2 separate regions of the Homo sapiens genome follow, and region 2 is linked to region 1. Evidence: read pairs that join two places in POLR2A ChIA-PET (ENCODE). Cell type or tissue: OCI-LY7. All regions are shown on one strand. Region 1 has its middle 62 kb from the start of TRIM69. Region 2 holds the start of SHF (Src homology 2 domain containing F).

What was found. ChIA-PET counts read pairs that join two places held together with the same protein. Peaks named below come from ENCODE experiments on the same cell type or tissue, not always from the same donor. Only the 100,000 strongest peaks of a DNase experiment are listed, where the experiment ranks them.
Region 2: POLR2A ChIA-PET joins it to region 1 with 12 read pairs; 2 of 35 experiments call an interaction of 5 or more read pairs at or near these places.

Annotation. Positions count from the first base shown.
Region 1 is chr15:44,794,760-44,802,759 of GRCh38, reverse strand. No RefSeq gene overlaps it. Among named protein-coding and RNA genes, the nearest start is that of TRIM69, 62 kb to the right of the region's middle. In OCI-LY7, a CTCF peak has its summit at 3,750; a DNase peak (open chromatin) is centred at 219.
Region 2 is chr15:45,183,269-45,191,268 of GRCh38, reverse strand. It overlaps SHF (Src homology 2 domain containing F), which reads left to right and starts at 3,303. Exons shown (of 7, transcript NM_001394037.1): 1 at 3,303-3,815. The coding sequence starts at 3,318. LOC124903481 (a long non-coding RNA gene) reads right to left here. Exons shown (of 2, transcript XR_007064608.1): 1 at 4,811-8,000; 2 at 2,451-3,154. RefSeq lists a silencer at 3,359-3,408 and enhancers at 4,323-4,875, 7,620-8,000. In OCI-LY7, no CTCF peak of the experiment used is centred here; a DNase peak (open chromatin) is centred at 3,188; H3K4me3 peaks cover 1,511 bases.

The sequences.
Region 1 (8,000 bases):
TGTTCCTGCTGTATTAGGGTGAAAGCCCATTGAGTGTGTCTCTTCCCAACTCTGTTCCATGATGTCTTATTTGTAACTTGAAACAAGCGTGGTGGGAGCATTTACACCATGGAAATTGGCACATGATACACATCAAGGCTTCTCACCTCTAATTAAAATCTTTCCTGCATCTCAGTGGAAAGCCAGTTGTGAGACATTTGTCAGTGCATCACTGCCTGTACCTTCTGCTTCCTGTTTGGTAATTCTGCTTTGACAAAATTGGTCATTCTTTCTGTTTACCACTCTCTGGTGCATGCACATTTTTGTATCCCCAGAAAGGGACTTTCTATACTTCTAGTGTTCCCTGATTTTGCACTGGAGTCAGCAGATGACAACAATTTTTCTCTTTGCCAAAACCTAAAAGAAGGACCCCACTTCCCTGCTTGGTGAGAGGGTTTTCCTTGTTCATGGTTTTCTGTCATTGAGGCTAAACAAGCAGGAGCCATTATAACTTGTGATAAGAAACCATAAAAAGTACAGGTGATTTAGGATAAATGCATCTGACAGGGGTGTCAAGCAGGAGTCAGCAACTTTCTCTAAAAGGGCCAGATAGTACATACTTTAGGCTTTGCAAAAGACACAAAATGATATTATGTAGGTGCTTATATAACTGTTTAAAACATAACCATGTAAAACTATTCTTAGCTTATCAACTATGAATAAACAGGCATTGGTCTATGAATAAACTGTTTGGCATTGGTCTGTGGGCTGCAGTTTTCTGATTGCAGTGGAAGTCTGACTGTTGTGGAAGACTGACCTGGGGGATGAGCAGTAAGGCAAGGTGGTCAGGTAGGAGGGTGGTAGATAAAAAAGACCAGGACAAAGTCTTGGATGGTCACAGTGGGGAAGAAGGAAGGAGGAGGAAGAAACTAGAGGGAACTTAAATATCTGATTGGATATGATGGATAAGTGAAAGATGAAGCAAATGTGATCTGGAGAGCTGGCTGCAATTTGTAACGTTGTCTTTGGGATTCACAAACATATTAGGATATTAAAAGCTTTGAAAATTCCTGCAGCAAGTAAATCTGTCTGCTCAGTCCAGCATTTCTCAAAGTTATTTATATATTGTACCCTTCATTCATGGACTACCTACTAATGCCCCCAGTGAAGTAACGTATCATGGAATGTACTTTAGGTTTCATGGGCTTGCTCTATAGTTGCGTAATCCATGTTGTAAGAGTGTGTGTTCCTTGAAAAGAGAGTTAACAAATTTACCATTTGTGTGCGTGTTTGTGGGGGAGGGTTATGAAATATGAAATACAACTCCTGTGGAAGGTGGTATATTACAAATTAATGTAATCTGAATGGCTGGAAGAATTACGCAGAGATTCAACAGGCCAGATTGGTTTAATAGTTTTTAAGTTATGGATATAATTAATGAAAATTGAGAGTGCTAATAGTTGTTTTTAAACTATTTTAAACTAAAAACAACTACAGTTTTGTCTTGTTTTTTAATTATACTTCAGGTTTTAGGGTACATGTGCACAACGTGCAGGTTTGTTACATATGTATACATGTGCCATGTTGGTGTGCTGCACCCATTAACTCGTCATTTAGCATTAGGTGTATCTCTTAATGCTATCTATCCCTCCCCACTCCCCCCATCCCACAACGGGCCCCGGTGTGTGATGTTCCCCTTCCTGTGTCCATGTGTTCTGATTGTTCAATTCCCACCTATGAGTGAAAACATGCGGTGTTTGGTTTTTTTGTCCTTGTGATAATTTGCGGAGAATGAAAAAACAGTAAATTCACGTGGCCCTTTAAAACCTTCATTTTCTTTTCTTTTTTTATTTTTCTTTTATTCTCTCTCTCTTTTTTAAAATTTTAAGTTCCAGGGTACATGTGCAGGATGTGCAGTTTTGTGACATAGGTAAACGTGGACCATGGTGGTCTGCTGCACCTATCAACCCATCACCTACGTATTAAACCCAACATATATTAGCTATTTTTCCTAATGCTCTCTCTCCCCCTTCCCTCTCCCCCACAGGCCCCAGTGTGTGTTGTTCCCTTCCCTGTGTCTATGTTAAAACCTTCATTTTCAATCTTTTCAGTATGGTTCTTTTATTTATCTGTCTTTGAATCCTCCTTAACAAAATTAATTGTTCCTTTTTTATTTATTTATTTTATTATTATTATTATTATTTTTTTAGATGGAATCTCGCTCTGTCGCCCAGGCTGCAGTGCAGTGGCACAATCTCGGCTCGCTGCAAGCTCCGCCTCCCGGGTTCACGCCATTCTCCCGCCTCAGCCTCCCGAGTAGCTGGGACTACAGGCGCCCGCCACCACGCCCAGCTAATTTTTTGTATTTTTTAGTAGAGGCGAGGTTTTACCATGTTAGTCAGGATGGTCTCGATCTCCTGACCTTGTGATCCACCTGCCTTGGCCTCCCAAAGTGCTGGGATTACAGGCGTAAGTCACCGCACCCAGCCCATTTTTTTGTTTCAAAAAAATTTTTTTTCTAAGATACTTTTGTTATAGCATACTCCTTTCTTTTTAAAAAATCCACAGCAATTTTTATATATCTCTTTTAGCACTTCAGATTGCATAGGGTTTATCTGGGTATTCTCATGGTTTGTTGGACTAAATTAGTAGAAGACACTTATATTTCTTTTCCCAGTCCTCAGCAGAATGCCAGACATATCATATGTTCTCTTGGATTAATAAATTAATAAAAGTTTTGGGAAAGTGACCATTCCAACCTATATCTGAAATACAAATAAAGTTAGATCCTGTATCCATCAAGGTCCAATCAGGAAAACAGAAACCATTCCAGTTATTTTAACAGGGATAATTTAATATAGGGAATCGAATTGCTAAACAGGTATTTAGAAAACTATAACTCCAGAAAGATATGCAAACTACAGGAAATATCTTCCACCGTTAGAACAGGGGAGCAAAGGGTAGAGTGGATTAGTTGAACCTAGAAGCTTGGATGAAGAGCCCCATAAAGTTGAGAACAAGACCACGGAGCAGGAGGTGCCACCTGGCTGGTGCTGGTGTCTCTGCAGGGACTCCAATGAGGCTGATTCTGGAAATTAGAAAAAAAAAAAAAAAGACCTAGACCCAAATGCTGCTGCTAGGGTGAAGAACTATTGCTGAGGGGATGTTGACAGACACAGAAAGCAAAGAGCAAGGGGCAAATCCCTTTGCCATCCTCTAGGTTTGCAGTCTTCCTCTAATACCCTTTATTGGCAGAGCCTAACAGGAAACCAGATGGCAAAGGATAAATTTTATTTGTGGAGTCCAGCCTCAAAATCATGTAACAGAGTAACAGGTGAGTGGGTGGTGCTAAGATACAGTAGCTTAATAACCAGCCTAGTTCCCAACCTACATGTATAGTCAATTTCCAAGTGGCCTGACTCTGGATGACTCAAGAGGGCTTTTCCTCCTCCCAAGAGCTATTATAGTCACAGGTATATTTTTGAATCTTTCCTTTTTTTCTTAGACAGCAGAAGCTGTTCATTTTAGTAGAGAATATCATGGTTGTAATTGCATTTCTCTTATAACTCAGAAAGGGTTAAATAAAGAGAAAAGATATTTTGGCAAAGAGCAAAACTATTTGGCAACTTGTTCTAAAGGGTTTTTCAGCGTCCCTAGATTCAGCTGTTTCTAATCCTGTGATTATATGCTTCAATTTCCCATTTTAAGTACCAGAGATTAAGTGGTAACTCCTTTATTGCTGATGGCGGTGCTTAGTGGACAGCTGGGGGATGACAGGGCTGTGTGCTGAATCCAGATGCACAAGAAACAACAGGAAAGGGGCACTCTGACCGTCCAATGGCCCTGTCTCCTGAGGGGGGGTAAGGTGAGGCTTCTGTTTAGATGTCTCAGTGGTCACTGCAGAATCAGCTTTTTCTTTTCTTTTTCTTTTCTTTTTTTTTTTTTTAACAGATTAAACAGTTCCAGTGTGGAAGTCTGACTTAGGGCAATGTGTGTAGTGTGAGGAAAAAGGATGACAGCTGGTTTTGAATCCAGCTCAGTCACTTGCCAACTGGGTGGCCCTGAGTAGTCACTTCACTCAACTCTTCACTTTATCATTGATAATAACTACCTGTCCTGTCCTCTTATTTGGCTCACTTTGAGGATCAAAAGAGATATGACTAAATATGAAAACATATTGCAAAGAGTAAAATGAAATAAAAACAAGGAATCGATCATGATGGTGTTGGGCTATTTCAGTTTGCTTGGTTTTTGACTCAGAAGCATGAGAGAAATACATTATCCCCAACAATTCCTTTCTGTTATAAAAAAGTTACAGTGTGTACCTTTCTGGGCTTGTGTTGTGTATTTACTTCCACATAAATGTTTATCTCTAAAGTTATCAATAAAGCTCCCAGTGTGGAAGTGAAAATAAACCCAGAAAAAATATCTTTGTATTCCCAGGCCAATTCAGTTTTCATTATTTATTATATTCAGTTTTTCTTGAGGCCAAAATGGAGTAGAAATCTCTAAAAAATTTAGTTTGAATCTAGAGTCAACTAATAATAATACTAGTTAAAGCAGTAATAGCATTTATTACATGCTTGTGTGCTGGAAACTTTTAAGCATCTATACTGTGTTGCCTCCTTAAAATAACCCTATGAGGTAGATTTTGTTTTTATTGTCATTTAATATAAGGAAATGAAGGCATAATAAAACTCGCCTAAGGTTACAGATAGAAAATAATGGAGTAGGGGTTTGAACCCACATAACGTGATTTCTAAGTCTGAACCTTTAGCTACTCTATTATATTCAAGAAACACTCCTTGTTTAATTATTTGTATAAATTAAAGTTGTCTCTCAATGGCTTTTATTTGTTACGTAGAAATATCATTTATTAAGCACATACAAGGTGCTGGATAGGATTCTAAGCATTCTCTATGCATTATCTTATTTAATTCTCACAAAATTTTATTATTCTTAGAAACTAAAGTTCAGATAATTTAAGCAATTTGCTCAGTCAGGTTCACACTTTTAACAAGTACTGAAGCTGATATTTTAGTTCAAGTCTACATGACTGTCAAATCTCTTCAAGCAATAAGTTACGTATCTCTTTGCTAACAATATATATTCTTCCTGTTTCTCATGGAGGCATCCCTCAAACTTCTCCAAACCTCAGTGTAAAGCTCAAAACAATGGAAAAGCTGAAATAAAGCTAAATGAAGATCAGAAATCATGCAGTGTCAGCAGTAGGAATATATACTAGGAGTCTGGAGTGAGGGGTAATGAAATGGAGCCTAATGCTCAAACTTTGAAATTCTTAAAAGACAAGACAGAAAAAGGGAAATCCAATGGTTTGTCTAGTTATTATTGTCAGACGAAAACACATAGACCAGTTGTGTAGAAGACATAAACTTCCCCTGACATTCAAAGCCAAGAGAAATTTATCATGAGAAGTCTTATATTTGGACAACAGTTATAGTATATAGGGAATTTCTGCCATAAACAGCATGGTGTAAATGAATACTTGGTGAAAGATATCAATTAGAATTTATACCATATGTGAGACAAGGCATTTCCAAAGTGCATTTGCAGGAGAATGTGTTGTATTCATCTCTGACATCCTTATCAGAACTCACATTCTAGTGAAACATATCAATTAATGTCCTCAGATCTGTTATAATAACAACATGGAAAATGGATTTACCAACCTCACAGAAACAACTGAAGGTATGTGCCAAGAATGAATCTCTTACTTCTTCAAATATCAGAGTAAAAATTTTACAACAAACTTAAAATTTGTTAAACTTCAACTTAATGGATGGTCTCTCTTTCCTTCTTGCAAGGTCTGACTGAGATCTAAGCCTTGCTCATTAATTTATTCATTTAGCATTTAATTTGGTCCCATATTAGTTAAGCCTCAGGCTTGACTAGCACCCAGGTAAATGAAAAAAGGAACAAAAACTTGATCCAGAACGCACTGGATATCAATGGCTTGTAGTCCTCTCATGGACTTCAAGTGTGACTAAGTCAGCTGAGCCCTTACTTGTTAGTGTTGTGCTGGAACAGACAGAGAGAAAGTAATTGTAAATCATCCAAGAAGTGAGAAAGAGATAGAGATACAATCAGGAGACAAGTCTGAATCTCTGAGATAGACTGGTAATGTCTCAAGGCCACTGAGATAATGATGCCTAGAACTGGGCTTATAAATGCCAATAGCATAACATTCTTGAGCTTGGGACAGTGGTGCTTTAGCAAACAATAACCTCTCCTACTTAGTCCAGATATTTAAATTCCTCATGTGGCATCACTTGATGGATAAAATTGCAAATAAGCAAGTTAAGGATAAATTGAGAGGCCCATTGGATCCTGGCCATGGGTACAGATGTATGATCATGGCCAGGATCTAGGGTTTTGCTCAAATCTGACATCTGTATATCTAAATCTGTTGGTCCATCTACACATCCATCCATCCACCCACCCACCCACCCACCCATCCATCCATCTAACAGAATTATATCTACTGATTTCCGAATTAAACCTAGTTAATAGAAATGAAAACTAAATTTAATTTCTTTTTTTTTTTTTTTTTTTTTTTTGGTGAGGAGTTTGGCTTTTGTCACCCAGGCTGGAGTGCAATAGCGTGATCTCGGCTCACTGCAACCTCCATCTCCCAGGTTCAAGCGATTCTTCTGCCTCAGCCTCCCGAGTAGCTGGGATTACAGGTATGTGCCACCACGCCCAGCTAATTTTGTATTTTTAGTAGAGACAGGGTTTTGACAGGGTTTGGCCAGGCTGGTCTCGAACTCCTGACCTCAGGTGATCTGCCTGCCTTGGCCTCCCAAAGTGCTGGGATTACAGGTGTGAGCCACCGGGCCTGGCCAATTTCTTTATAATAATAAAAGGAATGCTCTAGAAATGACATAAAACATAAATAAACTATGCATTCATTATAACTACAATGAACATTTTATTAAAGCATTCTATGTGCCAGTTGCTTTAGTAAGAGCTAGGGAAGGTATAAAGATGATTAAGACTTGGTCCTCACTTTTTAGAACTTGAGGTCTAGTAGCAAGTATTTATGTACACCTCTCTGACCTCGTGTCCTATACTCATCCCTTCACTCATTCCAGTCTAGAGACATTGTTTTCCTTCCTTTTCCTAGGACATACCAAGCATTTCTTGCCTCAGAGCCATTGTACATGCATTTTCTCTGCCCAGAACTTTATTTCCGCAGGTATGTGCAGTTAACTTCCACACTTCCTTCAGCTCTCTGCTCAAATGTCACAAGCTCAGTGAGGTCTTCTTTGAGTATTCTATGTGTGATAGCAAACTCCTCTCATCACTGGAACTCTGTATCTCCACAATTTTCAATTATTTTTCTCCCTAATCACCATTATATATCATATATTCAGTATGTGTATTTTTATGTATCTATACTGTAATATATGTCATATATATTTACTTCTTTTTTTGTTTATTATTTGTCTCACCCAAAACCCCAACTAGAATATATATTCCATGAAAGGAGGGGACTGTTTTACTCAGTACTCTATTCCTGTGTCCACAAAAAAGCTCGGTGAACAGTAGGTTCTCCAGAAATATTGTTAAATGGATAATACAAGAAAGAAAAATAATACTACTAATAACATAAATGACTGCAGTGGGGAAAGAATATTTAATTTGGTTAGGGGACATGGCTTAGGAATCCTTGAATAAAAAGTTATTCCTTTACTTTGAAAAATAAAGTCCACATGTATAGGACAGTTACATGGCTAACTTCCAAGGGAGATTTATCCAGCATTTCAGGAGTCAAGATGCCAGTTAGATGTGATGAATGACCATACGATGCCTGGAAGTTTTTCCATTACCCTTTGAAATTTTTCTGTCTTTTTTTTGGTTGTCTGGGACCATATGGAAACAAATGGGTTTGGCCTCATTTCCAGAACTACTTGGGAAGATCTGTTCCTGCTAACCATGAACTAAATCTTCACAGTGGCCTGTCTGTGCTTGATTCTGTGTTTCTTTTTTTTTGTTTGTTT
Region 2 (8,000 bases), 390 kb before region 1:
CAAGACCAGTCTGAGCAACGTACTGAGGCCCCATCTTTACAAAAAATTAAAAATTAGTTGGGTGAGGCGGATCACACGCGGGAGGTTGAGGTAGGAGAATCGTTTGAGCCCAGAAGTTCAAGGCTGCAGTGAGCTATGATTGTGCCACTGCATTCCAGCCTGGGTAAGAGAGTGAGACCCCATCTCTAAAGGAAAGAAAAGGTAAACAGAATTTGGATCTAGAAAATTCCACCCAATTCTCAGAGGACCCTTGCTGTGATGGCCTCACCTCTGTATCCTTGGTTCCTATCAAGCTGCCTGACTCCATGAGGTGCTCAAACTGCCTGCTTTTAGGAGCTCATACTCTGGTAATGGAGGAAAGTACATTAGCAGATCTTTTAAAACAAGAGTAAGTGTATGGTGCACACAAGTTTTTATAATTTTAAAATTATTGTTTAAACCCTGCCTTTATGACATCTTCCCTCCTTCCCATCTTATTTTATTCCTACTCTTCCCATCATGAATACTCCCCTTTTTTATGGTGTGCGGGTTCCCACCTCTATGCCTTTGTCCAGCTAATGCCGACCTCCTGTCTTGGAATGACCTTTCACTCCTTTGCTTCATCTGTCCAAATCCTACCCAGCTCAGGTCTACCTCCTGTCCTGCATGAAGCCTGCAGACTTGATTGATTTCATTCCTCTGAGCTGTCAAGCAGTTTAACTCATGTCACACCTTCCACTGTAAGCATTTTACAGTTTTCAAACCTTTTTCATATTCATCACCTCCCTTAATCCTCACACAATGATTATCACGCCCTTTCCAGAGATCATGAAAGCAAGTATCAGTAGCATTGAGTACCTTCCCCAAATACCTGGCTACAGCCCACAACTATTGGATTTCTTATTAGTTACCTATCCATGCCCTCACACCTGGTGACTGTGGAGACTCTCTGATATACATTAACTGGACCATTCTTCTCTATTTATCATCTCTATGTCCAGCTTCGTTTTGCACCATTAGTCAATTTAACTGCACATTTTAAAAATATGCACGTTATTTTCTCTATTATACTTCATAAAACCAAGTTCAACATCAGATTCTCCAGTATCTCCTACAGTCCAGCTACTCAACATGTGGTCTGGGACCAGCAGTATCTGTATCACCTGGGACCCCACCCCAGCTAGACCTAGAGAGTCAGAATCTGTAACTTACCAAGATCCCCAGGAGATTAGTGTCCACATTAAAGTTTGAGAAGCACTGTCCTAAATACAAGCAGCACTGGCTTGATCAGAAGCACTGTCCTAAATACAAGCAGCACTGTCTGACCAGTGGCACAATCATAGCTCGCTGCAGCCTTGAACTTCTGGGCTCAAGCAATTCTCCCACCTCAACCTCCCAGGTACCTGGGACTACAAGCATGAGCCACCTCGCCCAACTAGAATTTGCACAAAGCAGGAACTCAACAAATATTTTGAGACTCGGGGCCCTGGGAATCCCAGGAGATTCACAGTTTTGCCATTACATCCTTCTTTACACCCCCCGCTTTGAACTCCTTTCCTTTGGGGCCTCTTGGCTTTTTGCGCCCTCAAAAGGCAGATATGGCCAGGTGCCGTTGGCTCACACCTGTAATCCCAGCATTTTGGAAGGCCGAGGTGGGGAATCACTTGAGGTCAGGAGTTCGAGACCAGCCTAGCCAACACGGTGAAACTCCATCTCTACTAAAAATACAAAAAATTAACCAGGTGTGGTGGCGCACGCTTGTAATCCCAGCTACTAGGGAGGCTGAGCTGGGAGCATTGCTTGAACCCGGGAGGTGGAGGTTGCTGTAAGCTGAAATCGTGCCACTGTACTCCAGCGACGGAGTGAGACTCCGTCTCAAAAAAAAAAAAAAAAAAAAAAAGGCAGACATGAACCTAGGAGTGCGGAGACACTGAGGCAGTGGGGGAAAGGGGGTGGGGTAAAGTGAGGTGAGACAGCTGCTTTCCCAGCAGAGCCAAGAGCAAATGTGTTGGTGTTGGCTTCAGGCCTACATTTATGGTGAGGAACTGGCTTTATTTCTTTCCTTTTCTTTTTTCTTTTTCTTTTTTTTTTTTTTTTGAGACGGAGTCTCACTCTGTCGCCCTGGCTGGAGTGCAGTCGCGCAATCTCAGCTCAATGCAACCTCTGCCTCCTGGGTTCAAGCGATTCTCCTGCCTCAGCCTCCCGAGTAGCTGGGACTACAGGTGCCCGCCACCACACCCGACTAATTTTTTTGTATTTTTGGTAGAGACGGGGTTTCACCGTGTTAGCCAGGATGGTCTCGATCTCCTGACCTCGTGATCCTCCCGTTTCGGCCTCCCAAAGTGCTGGGATTACAGGCGTGAGCCACCGCGCCCAGCCGGAACTGGCTTTATTTCTAAGACAAAAATGCCTAGCACTTGAGCATCTGAGCCTCAAGAGGATAAGGAGTTTGTGATAGACAACACTGGGACTGTTTCTAGACTTGATTTATTGACTTGTCTGTTTCCATTCTGTTACTAATCTGATTGACAATGAAGCCCGGGATGTGGCTGGAAGGGATTTCTGCGTGCGTGCGCATGCTATCGTCAGGGCCATGTGGGCCCGTTTGGAGCAGGTGCTCCCGTGGGTGGGGGATGTTTGAGCGAGGGCTGTTTGCGTGTGAGAAGGGCGTGTGTGAAAACGACACGGGAGAAGTGGGCGTCTCTAGGGAGTTGTTTGTATGTGATGTGAGATGTGTTTGCCTGGATCGGGAAGTAACGTAGGTTCGGGTATGTGCAGTGCGTACGGTTGGATGGGAGGAGGTTGTGGGGCTCCCAAGGTAGCACGGGAGGAGGAGGCTTACAGACACATCTTACAGAACCTAGCCCCTTTTCTTGCCCGCCTAGATTTTCCTCCTAGATTATAGTTTCCCAGTTGCGAGATCCTGGGAGAGGGAAGAGGAGAGGCGTAAGGCTCCCTAGAGTCAGGAGTCTGGGGGCTCCCCTCTTTGCGTCTCGCACGAGCTGGGAGCTGGGGAAAAGAACAGATGGGGATGGATGCGCTCCCCACAGGGGACCGCGTGGCGACACGTAAAGGATTCAACCTCAGTCCAGTAGTCGCATCCTCTGCCCCAGGGCTGCCCACTTCACTTCTTGCCTGTGCATACCGGCTGGAAGCCCGCGTACACTCTTCCGAGCTACGGGAGGAGGAAGACCCTGTTAGGGAGCGGAGCCCCGCCTCTCCCTTGTTACTGAAGCGCCCCGCCCCCTCCCCGCCCGGCGGAGCCCCGCCCCCCTCCCCACCCCCGCCCCCGCCCCCCACCCGCCGCTGCGCTCCCCTCGCTCAGTCTGGCTGGCCCCATGTTACTGAGCGGAGCTCCTCCGGCTGGCTCCCGCCCGGGGCCGCGAACGCAGGGGAGCGCTGGGGGCGGCCCGGGGGGGTCCCGCCGGGGCGCCGGGGGTGCGGGAGCCGGCCCAGGAGGGGGCGGCAGCGGCGGAGTAGCCAAGTGGCTCCGGGAGCACCTGGGCTTCCGCGGGGGGGGCGGCGGCGGAGGGGGCAGCAAGCCGGCGCCCCCCGAGCCCGACTACCGCCCCCCTGCGCCCTCTCCGGCCGCGCCCCCCGCGCCGCCCCCGGACATCCTGGCCGCCTACAGGCTGCAGCGGGAGCGCGACTTCGAAGACCCCTACTCCGGGGGGTCGTCCGGCTCCGCCGCCCTCGCCACCCCTGTCGCCCCCGGACCCACGCCGCCCCCGCGCCACGGCTCTCCCCCACACCGCCTTATTCGGGTCGAGACCCCGGGGCCCCCGGCGCCGCCTGCTGATGAGCGGATCTCCGGACCCCCCGCCAGCAGCGATAGGGTGAGTGCCGCGCCGGGCCGGGATGGCCAGGAGGGAAGGCGGTCAGGGGTCTGGAGGCTGCGAGAGGGACAAAGGTGGCCTGGCCCGGGCCCCTCGGTGTCTCAGCTTCTGGCAGACGCGAGCCCCTGACCCCGGGGTTCCGAGCCTTCACCCACCTTTGTTCAGATTCTCAACCGACTAATCTGAGACGGAAGCCCCAAACTCTGCCCCTCTGCCCTATCCTTTGTAATGGCCCCAGAACTGGTGACCCTCCCCCTCCCGGGCTGGCTCTCCACTTCGTAGCCCCCTCTAGCCTGATCCATGAGCCTTTTGCTAACGGGAATTGAGGCGCACCTCCCAACCCCCACTGGTTGATGGCCTTTCTGCCCCTCTGGAAGCAGCGGCTCAGTGCCCTTTGATCTCTGACCCTTCCCCCTGGGCATAGCCAGCACAAAGCTCTTCCCTCCTGTTGCCTCTTTGCTTCCTCCTCCTCTTCCTCCTCCTGTTTCTCCAGCCTAAGCATCCTTGCAGGTGCTGAAGCCCCAGAAAGGAGGTGAAGACGGGTTTCTCCTTGCGGACACAGCACGAGCTGGCCTTTGCCCTATAGGCTGTTGTTCTCAGGAGGCGAAGACAGGCAGCTTACAGCTCTTGCCAAGGGGGCTTCGTGGGGTCCAGGCCCACTCCTCCCTCCTTCCCTCGTCCTCTCAGGTATGAGGATAGTCAGTGCTCAGGACCTGTTGCCCACATGGGGCTAAGCAGCTGAGCCCATTCCTCCTCTCCTCCTGGCCTCCCTCTCCCCCTGGTCCATTCTGAGGGAGGCTGGAGCTTTTCCTGGGTCTGCAGGCACCAGGATAGGGAGGAGAACAGGAAATCCACCATGCCTCAGGGCCCTGCCCTGATTCGGGTTGGCCTTATCCCTCCCTGGCAGAGTGAGAGCTGAAAGCCATCCCAGGCCCCTAAATTCTGTGATGATGACTCTGTGGGCTGCCTTGGCTCTGCTGTCCTTCTTCACTCACCCCGAGAGCTCAGTTCTGGGGCCTGCCCCCTTCTCCTCAGCAGAGAAGAACATTTTTATTTGATTGGAGTGCAAAGTTGCTTTCCGAATCCGTTGGCTCCAGGATTGAGGCTTTTTAGCTGAGAGAGCGCCGTTCCGCCAGATTTCCTGGATGAGAGAGATCTGTCAGGGTCAGAGCAGAAGCCTCAGGAATGCAAATTATTTTTCCCCTAGTTTTTGCCATGGGGCATGGCTGCCCATCCTGGGCCAGGATACTTATTCTGCAGAGGAAGGTTCAAGGGCACTTCTCCAAGGCTGTGCTCGTCTGCTTCTTGTCCCCTGCTATTGTGTGATGTGATGGAGGTAGTGACAGTGAGACAGAGGAGAGGGATAGGCCCTGTTCTTCCCACTGACCAGTCAGTCTCCTCCTCTCTAACCACTGCCTGTTTGGCACAGGCAACATGGGCCTGAGCTGTCTTTGGCCCTTCTCCTCTCTACAGTGGCTTGGATGCCCTAACAGGCTGCCCACCAAGCCATGGGCTCCTCCAGGACACAGACCATGTCTTCTTGTGTCTCCCAAGTGCCTGACACAATGCTTGACATAAAAAAGGGTACATAAATATGTCCTGAATGGTGACTGTCCATTATCAGGGTGGCGTGAGGGTCGGAGACTCCCCTAGCCACAGCTTCCCTTGCACATTTTCCCAGACACCCCCAAGGAAGGGGTGCACCCACACAGTTCTATGCAGAGACTCACAGCCTCTTCTTGCCAAGGGCCTCCATGCCTCAGCTTGGGTCAGCTCTGTGATCTGTGTGCTGTTCAGACTTAGGGGCCAAGAGATGTCTGACTCCTTTGTCAGCTACAGGGACAGGAATGAAATCCAGCAGGCTCTCCCAGGAGCCATACAATCTGTGGTTTCTTTAATGGGTGTGATGAGAAAGACCCAGGATGCCATCTGAGTTGGCCCGGGGCAGGGATGCTATCTCTCTGGGCCCTGACCTGGGGCCTCCCACCATTTAGAGAGAGCAGCTCCCCACCCCTTTAGGAGCAGAGTTTGGGGTCTGAGTCTTCCCCTAGGAAAAGCTCAAACAAGGTACCTGAGTCCCTTACCCTAAACCTAAGAGATGCTGCTCCTGGATGTGAGCTGGCGCATGCCCCTGTGGCCCAGTGGAGCTGGTGTTTATGTACTATGTGGCCGCTTTCTCCCTGTTTTCTGTTCCTCCTTCTCTCAGGCCTTCTGGCTTGCTTTGAGGTCTCCTCCTGACATGTGATGAGGCCTGGGAACAGGGATGTGCTTTGTGCTGGCCTATTCTCTCCTCTGGAGCCCAGTGGCTGGGGCTGGGGGAGTCAGAACCCTCTGAGAAGGGATGGGTCATGAGATTTGATGAAATGGGTGGAGGTGTTTCTATGACAAGCCAGAGGGATTGAGCAGAAACCCAGTTAGTATGGGGGCAGGAGAGAACCAGGTCCTCGACAGTACCGAGAGGCCCAGGGGGTTCAGGACCATTAGCCTTCTCCCCATGTGGGGTTCTGGCTGCCAGCCCACCCTGGGACCCACTGCCGTAGTTGGCAGGGGTGCAGGGGTGGCCATCTGGGCAGGCCTGGCAGGGCAGGTGTGGGAGCAGCAGGAGCCGCGCCCTGCAACGGGCAGGCAGGGCCTTGCCATCTGGCCAGAGGAAGAGCTTCACGGTGCTGGGCCCTCGTCTGGCCCCCAGGCCATGCTCTGGCAGTGGGGGCTAGAGAGCTGGGCCCCTTGCTTTGCTCCCTTTTCTCAGACCTTTAGCAGGAAAAACCTGGTGTAATTAGGGAAGGGGATGGATATGGGAACAGGGCTCTGATTGGACAAAGCTCTCAGCTGCCTGTGACCATCTGTGCAGTGTGTCCTTTGCCTCCCTCATGCCAAGATACGTGTTTGGGGTTGGGTGGAGAGGTAACACGGACAATGAGACAGTCAGGCACCCTGGATTACAACCAGGGCTCTTCTTAGCTCATGGAGAGGTTCCTGGGCTTCATGAACCGCCAGAAATTGTGTGCAGATATTTCCTATTTTTCTGGGGAAAGGTATAGCTCTTAGATTCTCGTAGGGTTTCACAGGCCCCAAAATATTAAGAACTTTAAAAAATAGATGTACTTCATAGATGATATCCACAGGACTTGGGTCCTCCAGGCACAGATTTGGAAAGGAGTAAACAGACAGAGATAGGAAGAGTAAAGTGAGGGATACAGTCAGGGCATCTAAAGTTGAACAAAATATTCCTGCCCTGAGGTTAGGAGGATTGGTAGGGGCTGCCAGTCAATGTAAGACCATCTCTTAGCCAGTGTTCATTAAGTGTATGTCATTAGGCGCTGAAAGGGACACAGCACCTGGAAGACCTCATACTTGCCTTTTTGGGGTTTGTTTGTTTGCTTTAATGTTTCTTCTTAAGACTTCCACAGAGTCTGTAGATCCAGTCTGCTTATGTTGCAGATGGAGATAGAGGGAGGAGGAGAGTCTGGGGAAGGGAGGGAGGAGAAGGTAGGAGTCCAGGTGAAGGAACTTTTGTAGACTAGTTAAACCTCTTAAGCCTCTGTGGCCCAGGCTGGCCATCTGTGCTGCCGTTGCTGCTTTGAGGATGGCTGAGGCCTGCAGCTACTGGGGGATTGGATGGCAGGCCTGTCCACTCTACCCAGTGCTGTCACCCCACATTGTGGCACCAACTCTGTCTGGAAGACATCTGTGCTTCTTACCTTGGCCAGTGAGTGACTCAATGACAACTCAGCTCTGGCACTTTGCCTCTTGGGAGCCAGGAACAGCTGGGACCCTGAGGACCATGGGTGGGAGCTACTGGCTAGGCTGAACAAGCCCTGGCTGGGGCCCAGGACTTGGAGGATACCTGCTGCCCACTCCATTAGCCCTCACCACAGAGTCAACATATTATGTGAGAGCAAAAGTGGGGCCCAAACCCTGCATACGGTGGGCCTGTGGGTGCCCCCAGAGCCTGGTGCCTAGCCTTAGGGCTTCACAACTTGGAGCTTATTTTAGGTCTATCACTGTGGGCCTCCTCCAGAAGGACTCAGAAATTTGGTCTTTTTGTCTTTAATAATATAGTGGCTAACATTTACTAGGCACCTACCTTGTGCCTGATACCATTTTGAAGCAGCTGACATGTGTTAGACCAACTGATCCTTAAAACAATCCTGTGAGGAAGATTCTACTACTATCCCCAGATTA